Linked DNA regions of Mus musculus: region 2 is linked to region 1. A link is a loop called in an ENCODE intact Hi-C map of the cell type or tissue named here. Cell type or tissue: left cerebral cortex. All regions are shown on one strand.

Region 1 (5,000 bases):
GTGTCTCTTGCAGAGACAAGATCTTGGAGCCGGGGTTCTAATGCTCCAGGCAGACACATTGATGACTCTGAAGAACTTCCTTGTTTAGAAACTGAGTGCTGGGGGGGAACAGCAGCTCCAGGTGTCCTGGGTGTGCCTCACCTGGCCTGGAGTTCAGCAACTAGAGCAAGAGCCTTCCACTGGGTGGGTCCTGTGGGGCAAACAGAGGCGTGTGGTTTGGCTGTATCATCTAGGTCAGTGGCTCTCAACCTGTGGGTCTGAACCCCTTTGTGGTTTGCATCTCAAATACCCTGCATATCATATAGCTATACTATGCATTATAACAGTACCAAAATTATAGTTATAACAAAATTATTTTATGGGTGTGGGGTCACCACAATATGAAGAACTATATTAGAGGGTCTCAATGTTGGGAAGGTTGAAAACTACTGGTCCAGGTAGAATTTCTGTCATAGTAAGCTATGAGGAAGGGTAAACAGGACTGACCTCCAATGCAAACGCTATAGGCTTCTTCATCCATACTAATTTTTGGTAGATTGTTCTAACTAGATCTTTCTTTGTTTGCTGTGCGTTCTTGGACTGTTTCTAGTGATCCTAATGGTTGTTTCCTTTTGTCTTTAATAACTTTTACCAGTTTCACTGAGGAATAGGTCGGAAGACCATCTTAAAATAAGGGGAAGGAAAAGGCTATTCACTTTACCCCTATATACTGACCTCAGTTTTTGAATGATGTCATAGTTAGAAGTTATAAGAATTAACTGAATGGCATGCAGGAAAACTTAATCAGAAAGTACCATAGATATGCTGACGACACCATTTTCCTTTCCCAACTGTTGTTGTACTTTCTAAAATAAAAAGATGTAACTTTAATTTTTTCAAACCTTATTTTTAATGATGGTTCTAAAATGCTTTAACCTCCCTTGTAGCACACCAGGCTACAAGGCACTTACCAGAGATAGTGGGAAAGAAAGGATAGGGGGAAGTGGACTTCCTTAGAAAGATTCTTTGGAGCAACTCTGTGTTGTCTGGAAATTGGCAGTTCAGTTCACAGGTCAGCAGCAGCTCGATCCACTCGTAAACACTTCATGGATACACCAGCAGTCCAGTTCAGTAGAGTTGGGATAGCAAACACGAATCAGCAGTGGTGGCACGACCTTGCAGAGACAGCCAGGCTTCAGCCTCCACACGAATCAGCACCCGAGGGACCCGAGAAGTTCTCCCCTGTGCCTCTCTCAGGGAAGCGAAGATCAGCAAAGATCAAGACCTGCAAGTGTTGCGCAGCCTCGGTCACTGTCCATTGAGTCCTATTTATACTCTCTCCAAACATCACATGTCTTCCATATTACTACCCAAATAATACTGTTTTCAATGTACTATATCTACTTCATTTATCAGTAGTTCACACTGCTCTTAATGAGAATCTGCCTTATTCCTTTAAGGGTGCTTACTATTCCAGGGCACTACCACATGTGCCTTGGCATATTGGAATTATTCTTTACTGTGGAATTTTAATTATTTACACTCCTTCACTGTCACTTGTGAAGTTTCATTGAATATTACTATGTCTAATTTTGCACACATGAAAATAGTTATGGCACTGTATTAATTACCTTTATGCTGCTGTTATAAAATGCCCTTATAAAAAGCAGTAAAGAAGAGAGGGTTTGGTTTAGCTTAAATTCCCAGAGGAATGGAGTCCATCATAAGAGGTGAAGCATGGCATGGTGGTCAGGAGCTGGGTGCTCATGTTTTTATCCACACACAGGAGGCAGAAGTGGGCATGAGATGGGGTGAAGCTGTGAACCCTCAAAGCCCACCCTAGTGATGTAACTCCTCCAACAAGACTATACCTCCTAAAGGTTCCATAACCTCCCCAAATAGCACTGCAGACTGGGGACAGAGTGTCTAAATAAGCTGTGGGGGACTATTCTCATTTAAATCACTGCACACTGCTACAGTAATGGCATGTGGGAAACACGTGTATTTTATGTTTTGATTGATAGTTCACCATTATTTACTTCTACTAGTGATAATTATGGGGGAGTTGTTTTGGGTTTAGATTTTAACAAATCAGTATGGAACCAAGTTTGAATTTTTAAAAATTTAATATTTTAAAAATTAAAAAGTTTATGTTTTAGTCTAAGTTTTGAGAACTTTGAAAGAGCTAATTTTAATAGAAGACAGAAATGTCAGATAAAGAGAAGTGTGTTAGGCTACGGCACTGGTCAGTGTCTGAAACCCGGTATGAAGTGCCACAGCTCAGCCTGCTTGTTATTTGTTAACATTGTTTTCCTCCTTTAAAGAAAGACTTTATTTTTATTCAACCCCGCATCCCCAAGCCTCACCAGCTGATCTGAAGAGTAGCAGGCCCTTTTGTCTTTTATTTGTCTTGTTCTTTCTCAGCCGCTCAGCAGGAAAGCAGACAGTTTACAGTCTGAGCTCATAACTTCCTTTCCTGTGCAGCAACAGTTGCCAGGATGAAACCTCTCTCAGCTGAGCATGGGTGTTCTTGTTGGTGGGTGTTCTGGAATGCAGATGGCCCTAATCCTAAGGCAGAAAGTTCAGTGTATACCAAGATACACATTTGTAGCAACTGAAACACAGAAGGAGGCTGGACTTACTGGAGTGGCTAGGCAGGGGGAGTCTTGTTAACAACGTGCTTGGCAAAGTGAAGCGCAGTTCTCTGCCACTCCTGTTCCCCTTGGTCTTCATTTCATTCTACGATGCCCTCTAAGGACTTGTCAGGACAAATTCCTGTAGCACTTCCCGAAGCCTATTTAAGCACAGATGGATAGGAATCTTTTATTTCCCTATTACCAAACTGTAAATCCTTGGAGACTGCATAGCAAGGTTTGTCCTTAAATGCTCAAAATTCTATACTTTGGTGCTAGGGAGATGGCTCACTTGGTAAATTGATTGCTGCCCAAATGTAAGGACCCCAGTTCAGATCCTCAGCACCCATGTAAAAAATTGATACTTGTAACCCCGGTGATGGAGGCAAGGGATCCTGACGGCTCCCTGGACATCCAGCCTAGTCAAAACAGTGAGCTCCAGGGTCAGAGAGACACCCTAGCTCGGAAAATAAGGTGTGGAGGTGATTGAGGCATGCACACACGGACACAAGTTCACCACACAGGTGGAGGTGAGGGAAAATTCTATACTTTGGAATGGTTTTTTTTTTTTTGTTGTTTGTTTGTTTTTATTTGTTTGTTTTTATTTTTTCGAGACAGGGTTTCTCTGTATAGCCCTGGAGCTCACTTTGTAGACCAGGCTGGCCTCAAACTCAGAAATCTACCTGCCTCTGCCTCCCGAGTGCTGGGATTAAAGGCGTGCACCACCACTCCCGGCTCTTTGGAATGATTTTTATAGACTCATTCTGGGCCTGGCAGTGGTGGTGCACACCTTTAATCCTAGTACTTTAATCACACGGATTAATTCTTTAATCTTGCAGAGGCAGACAGATCTTTGAGTTTGTGGCAAGCCTGGTCTGTGAGTTCCAGGACAGCCGGGACTGGCCGGGACTACACAGAGAAACCACATCTAAAAGAAAACAAAACAAAAAATCATTCTGAATACCATTGCCCTCATCATAGCATTATGGAAAAGCAAGCACTATAGGAACAAGCTGGAGTGTAAGTACTAGTAATTGGACTGCTGTCTGAGAACCTGGACTCTAGTACTGATCTTACCCTAAACAGGTTATGCATGGCATTTGACCTAACACTTAATATTTCCATTTTAAGCAGTGGTGTCTAAGTTGTTATAGCTCAGGTCCTTTTGAATCTTTATTATATCTGTATCATGAAACATTATAATAAAGCATTCCAAAGTATAGAATTTTCCCTCACCTCCACCTGTGTGGTGAACTTATGTCCGTGTGTGCATGCCTCAATCACCTCCACACCTTATTTTCCGAGCTAGGGTGTCTCTCTGACCCTGGAGCTCACTGTTTTAACTAGACTGGATGTCCAGGGAGCCCTCAGGATCCCCTGCCTCCATCATCGGGGTTACAGGTATCAATTTAGCCTTCTTGGAATCTCTCAATTGAGATTAACACCCCCCCCCCCCCCAAACCCCCCGGGCATGGAGCGTGAGTGAAGATGGGTACTATTCGACATTTCCTTCATGATCTTGAAGAGAAGTTGCAGATTGGAATAAACAGGCAACAGCACGTAGTTTTGTCTGTAGACCTTTCAGGCTTGTGTGGCATGCTGCTGCTCTACCCATTATATTCTCAACTTTTCCATTCTGGGATTATGAGGAAACAGAAGTGAGGGCGAGGGGACAGAGTAGAGGACAGGAAAAGCAAAGGGGCTGAGTAGCCAGCCTGTGAGCGTTCGCTCAGCTGCCGTGGAGGTTAAGTAAACTTTCCGTCACAGACTGCGTTCTTTTCCAGGGTTAGCTCGCTGCTGCTGGCTTCTCCTCCCTGCACTTCACAGGGAGACAGCTGACTTGTGTGGGTTTTTCTACAGCAGTCCCTCGAGACTGAAACTACTCAGCTATATTTGTTCTGCTGTGAGAACAGATAACTGGGAGGCAATTCAAAACATTTGTTTAATATTTTCTTGGAAATCCTTAAAGAAGCAAAGGGTTTTACACCTTGATTTAAAAAATAAAAATAAAAAGGTCACTGGTTCTACGCATCCTAAAATGTTTGGTGATTCTTAGTTTCCTGTTTCTTTCAATGCTTTTTTTTTTAGCTTCTAATAGCAGAATAACCTAGGAAAGTGTTTTGCTCTGATAACTTTTATATGACCAGGGAGAGGTTGGTTGGCCCATAGAGTAGCATGGGAAAGATTTTAATGTCATTTGTTGCATTAGTTTCATATATATTTGCCCAAAGGTTTTGTCTAAATAAAATCTTACACTGAGACTCAATCTATAAAGGAGATAAAAAGTGGTAGGTATTAACGAGGTAGCTTATGTCTGGTTTGTGTAGGAAATCAATCATGAGTGAATGACAGTAGGGACCTGGGAGATTGTGGAGAAAGTCTCCCTAC
Region 2 (5,000 bases), 45 kb after region 1:
TTTCCTTCTGTGTACAGGAGGGAGGTTTTTTGTGCTTTCCTCTATCACCCAGGTATTTGACGTCGTTAGCTAGCCTTAAAGAAACATACCCTTGAGTAAGGCAGTGCCTTTGGGCTGGCAGTTCCTGAAGAGTCAGTCTGTCAGCAACTAACATTGCCAGATAATGTATTTGGCCATGCATTGTAATGCCTTCCACTGCTTATGTAGGTCAGTATCACTCATGGGACATTTCTGCTTATCCCTTCAAGGAGTAGGTGGTGATGGGTAGAGTAGTTACTGCCAGTATGTAATGGCTAAAGCCAAAGATGGTTTTCAAGGCCTTATCACTCACAAAATGTATTCTCTTCCCCTGAGGAATTATCTAGTTCAAAATGCTAGTAATGTCTCTGGAATAACCCTGGTGCTGACTATGTGGAGTTAAACTCTGAGCCTTAAAGAACGGTATGCATTCCTTAAACAGCTTTATCTGAGCCCACCACCCAGTGTTATTTTTCTTCACTTAGATACTGAGAGCACTGTGAGGAAAGGAACCACTCTCAGACTTCCCCATATCTGCCTCTACCCTATTTCCACTGCCTCAACATAGACACCAAAGGGAAAGGTTATGAAGATTAATATGTAAATTGTTAGACACATGACAAGATTGCAAAATACTTTCATTTCCTCAAGTTTTTTTCATAAGAACATTGAGAAATGGATAAGTAAGTACCACTGTGGTGAATGTAAACAGAATGCAGGTCCGCTTTCATACACTGGGTAAAGGTAATTGCTGCCACGCCTGATGACTTAAGTGTGATGCCTGGGACACATGGCAGAAGAGGAGAGCTGACCTTCACAGTAGTACTGTGGCATCACAAAATTAATCCACAAATGTAGCACTGGCGTTGGAGATGGTTCTGTGGTTACGGACAATGGCTGCTCTTCTAGAGGACTCCCAGCACCCATGCAACAGCTCCCAACCATCTTTAAGTACAGTTCTAGGGGATCTGATGTTCTAGGGGTTATGGTTTCTACAGGCACCAGGTACACACATGGGCACAGTCATACATACAAGCAAAGCATACATATAAAATAAAAAGTAAATCATTTTCAAAATGTAATAAAATTTAAAACATACTTGAACGTATCATTACTCCATTCTATTTTCTCTCGTTCATTCGTCCTCTGTTGTTAGAGTTGTTTATAGATATTTTAGCTGATGGATTTTTAAGCATTACTCAAGAATAATGTGAACCATAACAGCAGTCATTTTATCACCACCCTAAGATATTCTTGCTGGTATTATTATATATATATTTATATGCATATGTGTATATATATATTATAAGTTTATATATAAAATAATACCAGCGATATATATATATATATGTGTGTGTGTGTATGTATGTATATATGTGTAATATGTATATGTATGTGTGGCTGTATATATGTGTGTGTATGTATGTGTATATATATATATATACACACACACATATACATATACATATACACACACATATACATATACATACATACATATATATATATATATATATATATATATATATATATATATATATCAAAATAAGTCTGGGAGTAATAAACAAGGTCAGATGACCCAAGAGAGATGAGCCATTGTGTGTCTAGTGGCTTCGGATGAGGAGACAACTCTTCTGACATTATGAAAAACACACTGGTTTCCTATGACAGTTTTGATTTATGTCTGTTTTCTTAGTATCACATTCATGTAAACTATAAGTTTTCAGGCATATATCCACTACAGTCAAAATATGGGACAGTTTTGCTCTTACAAAACAGCTCCGACTTATTGCTGCCTTGCATTCTAATTCCTCCCACTGTCAACTGCTCATCTTCTCTGTCTCTCTTGAGTAATTTGCCCTTTGCAGACTGTAATGTGGACATTCTTGTGTCCATATCTGACTGTCTTCTGCCGCTTAGTATACTATATATCAGACTCTCCTGTTGTCTGGGTAGTTCCCTGACACAGGCTCACCACAGTCATTTACCATTCCTACTGAAGAACATTTGTATTAGTTCAGTCTTGGAAAGCAATGAAAAAAGTTTCTATAAACCTTCCAGTGCAGGTTCTGTGAGAACATAGTTTTCATCTCTCTTGGGTGAGGTCCAAGGAGTGAAGAGGTGAGATCTAAGGTTGATGTTTAGTTTTTTTCAGGAATCTGTCTGGTTTACAGGGTAACTACACTGTGTTACATTCCTGCAAGCAATATGCTATGATTTTATTTTGTATTTCCCCAGTATATCTTGAGGGTTTCTGTGTTAAACATCTTGTCATCTGCCTAGCAGCTATGAATTTCTAGTCTTGGTCAAGTTGCTTGTTTTCTTGTTGTTGAACTTTGATTGTTTTGGTTTTTTGAGATGGCATCACTGTGTAGCCCTGGGTGGCCTTGGACTCAGGCATTCTGCCCCTCCACCCCCTGAATTCTGGGAAGATACGCACCTCCACACCTGAACCTTTGTTGTTGAGCATTGAGACTTCTTCATTTTCAAATATGTATCCTTTTTCAGATACATAATTTGAAAATATTTCTCCTAGTGTTGGCAGTTTGTCTTTCCACTCTTTTAGCAATATCATTCACAGAGAAAGGGTTTTAGCTATGGTAAACATGAATTTGCCATTTTAGACTTGGAAATGATAGCACAAATACATAGTCCTTGACTTGAGAGGCAGAGGCAGAAGGGTTATAAGATCCAGGCTAGTGTAAGCTACAAAGTGAGACTGATTCAAAAAGACAAAACAAGAATTACCATAAAAAGTAAATCTTAAAGACCCTGTCTTATATTTTAAAATTAAAAATAAAAAGAACACCACCCATTTGAGCAGTTTCCTTCATAATTACACAAGAAGACCTCTGACTGATTTTGTGAGTCTTGGTGCTGACTCATGCAGTCGGTGACAGCCAAGCACTGGGATTGGGTAAGGATGCGGTGTCAGCACCAGCAAGATGGCTCAGCGTGGATAAAGCTTTTGCCCATGTAGTCCTGATGGACTTCAAGCCCAGGAAGCCTCGGAGGAAATGGAGAGCCAGCTTGTGAAAGTCGTCCTCTGCCCTCTGCCATGGACCGCTGTGGCGCATGTGTGTCGGCACGGCCACGCAGTTAACTGTACTCATGAAACTCAGCATTAAAAGAGAATATTCAAGTTTGGGTGGCAGATTTGCTACTTAACTCACTCTACTAGTGGGACTCAGCATCTATTGTCTAATGACTCAAAATATAAATCTTTTTTTAAACACAGAAAAAAGTAACCTCCTGCTTCTCCTTTTCTCGCAGTGCATTTAAGTTTTGACTCGGTGTTATAAAATCTTTTTATTCATGAATCATAAGTAATTAATAAAGACTATTTTAGTAATTTTTATAAACATCTTGTACTCTCCACTCATCGTAGTTCCTGATTTTATCAGATGTGCTTATAGAACTTAGTCTGAAAGTCAGAGTTTGGGATGGAGGGCAGGGTTTCCATCTTCAAGTTAAAGTTTTTACTCCTAAGACAGCAGTTAACAACACCGGCAGTCAGACTCATTCTTCCACAGTCCAGCTGCTCTTCCCTCCTCCTGCTGTTCACCTTGCTCTGTAATTGAGGGACATCACTCAGGTACTTGGCTTTATCTGTCTCACTGCTGTCTTGGAAGGTGATAGAGGCTGGACCTGGACGTGGAGGGCCTTTAACCACCAGTGGTTGCTCTTCCTTTTCTCAAGTCCCCTGACTCTACTTTCTCTCCACTGGAGAGGTCTACTTTTGTTTTTATTTTAGAATGTAAACATTCTGCATATGGTCCTTTTAGAGTTTTGGATTTTTTGAAGCAGGCTTTCATATATCCTAGAATGATCTTGAACCCTTGATCCTGTCTTTACCTCCCCAGTGCTAGGGTTATAGGTGTGCCTGTAACTGCCAATGCCACACTGTCCAGTTTGCGCAATGTTAGGGAGGGAGCTAAGCAAGCACCTCCCAGCTAAACCACACTCCCAGCCCTCTGCATATCAATAGTTTACAGTTTTATATTGCACTGATAGTCAACTGTAGAATACAAAGCCCTTCGAACACTTTGGCCTGGTTTAATCGATTCCTTTCAACTTTTCTTTACTCTTATTTCATTTGTGGATTCTTCTTGTTTTTCTACCCCCCCCCCCCAATTATTGTCATAACTACTTATGCTATTGGTAACTCAGAAACTCTTGTCTGGGTGTGGTGACATTAATAATCCCGGTCTTCTCTGTGAGTTCGAGAGCAGCCTGATCTACATAGTGAGTTCCAGACCAGCCAGGGCTGCTGAGACCCGGTCTCAAAAGATACAAGTAATTAAACAAGTAAAATACTTCAGAAATATTTTCCATTCTCGTAACTGCTTTCTTCTAAGGAAAACAGGTCACCTATGAGTCTTATGGGGATATGCTTGATAGAATTAATCCTCATATACTAATTTATATTTTATATTTTAAGAAATAAACATATATACAATTATTATTTAGATGCATGTTGTTGCTTCTTAAATTTTCAAGTTTCCTTTCATTTACCATTGACTGACCCAACTACTTCACAAAAAGTTCTCTCTTCACAAAGTCTAATATCATGAATATTTCTCTGAACCAAGAGGTAAGCTAATATACAGGGTTATTTAATATAATTCTCACAACGGTCCTGTTAATGAGGTGCTATGATTGTCTTAATTCTGCAAGTGAGTTCATTGATAAGCAATGAGACAATTAGTCAATGATGGCTGTTCACTTCACAGCTCATTTCAATACCAATATTGATCTGAGTCACTGTAATACATTCAGGGATTATTAACAAGCTTAGTTGAGTTTTAGTTGCTGGAAGCTAGAGGAAAATCCTTCAAGCCCTGAAGCCGTGGAGGTTTTTGTATAAAACTGCTGCTCAGGCAATTGTGTCTCATTCCTCTTAGGTCATGGAGGAACTCTTCAAGGCGACCACGGAGATGGTTCTCTCACACTGTCCTGAAGATGTTGAATTGTGTCACCAG

The links. Peaks named below come from ENCODE experiments on the same cell type or tissue, not always from the same donor. Only the 100,000 strongest peaks of a DNase experiment are listed, where the experiment ranks them.
Region 2: a loop joins it to region 1, with 1.8 times the contacts of the local background. A loop is called at or near these places in 2 of 42 quality-filtered maps.

Annotation. Positions count from the first base shown.
Region 1 is chr7:96,981,612-96,986,611 of GRCm38, forward strand. All of the region lies in intron 5 of Nars2 (asparaginyl-tRNA synthetase 2 (mitochondrial)(putative)), which reads left to right. Among named protein-coding and RNA genes, the nearest start is that of Nars2, 33 kb to the left of the region's middle. In left cerebral cortex, no CTCF peak of the experiment used is centred here; DNase peaks (open chromatin) are centred at 2,504 and 4,430; H3K4me3 peaks cover 465 bases; H3K27ac peaks cover 874 bases.
Region 2 is chr7:97,026,416-97,031,415 of GRCm38, forward strand. It overlaps Nars2 (asparaginyl-tRNA synthetase 2 (mitochondrial)(putative)), which reads left to right. Exons shown (of 14, transcript NM_153591.4): 8 at 4,923-5,000. Among named protein-coding and RNA genes, the nearest start is that of Gab2, 53 kb to the right of the region's middle. In left cerebral cortex, no CTCF peak of the experiment used is centred here; a DNase peak (open chromatin) is centred at 2,986.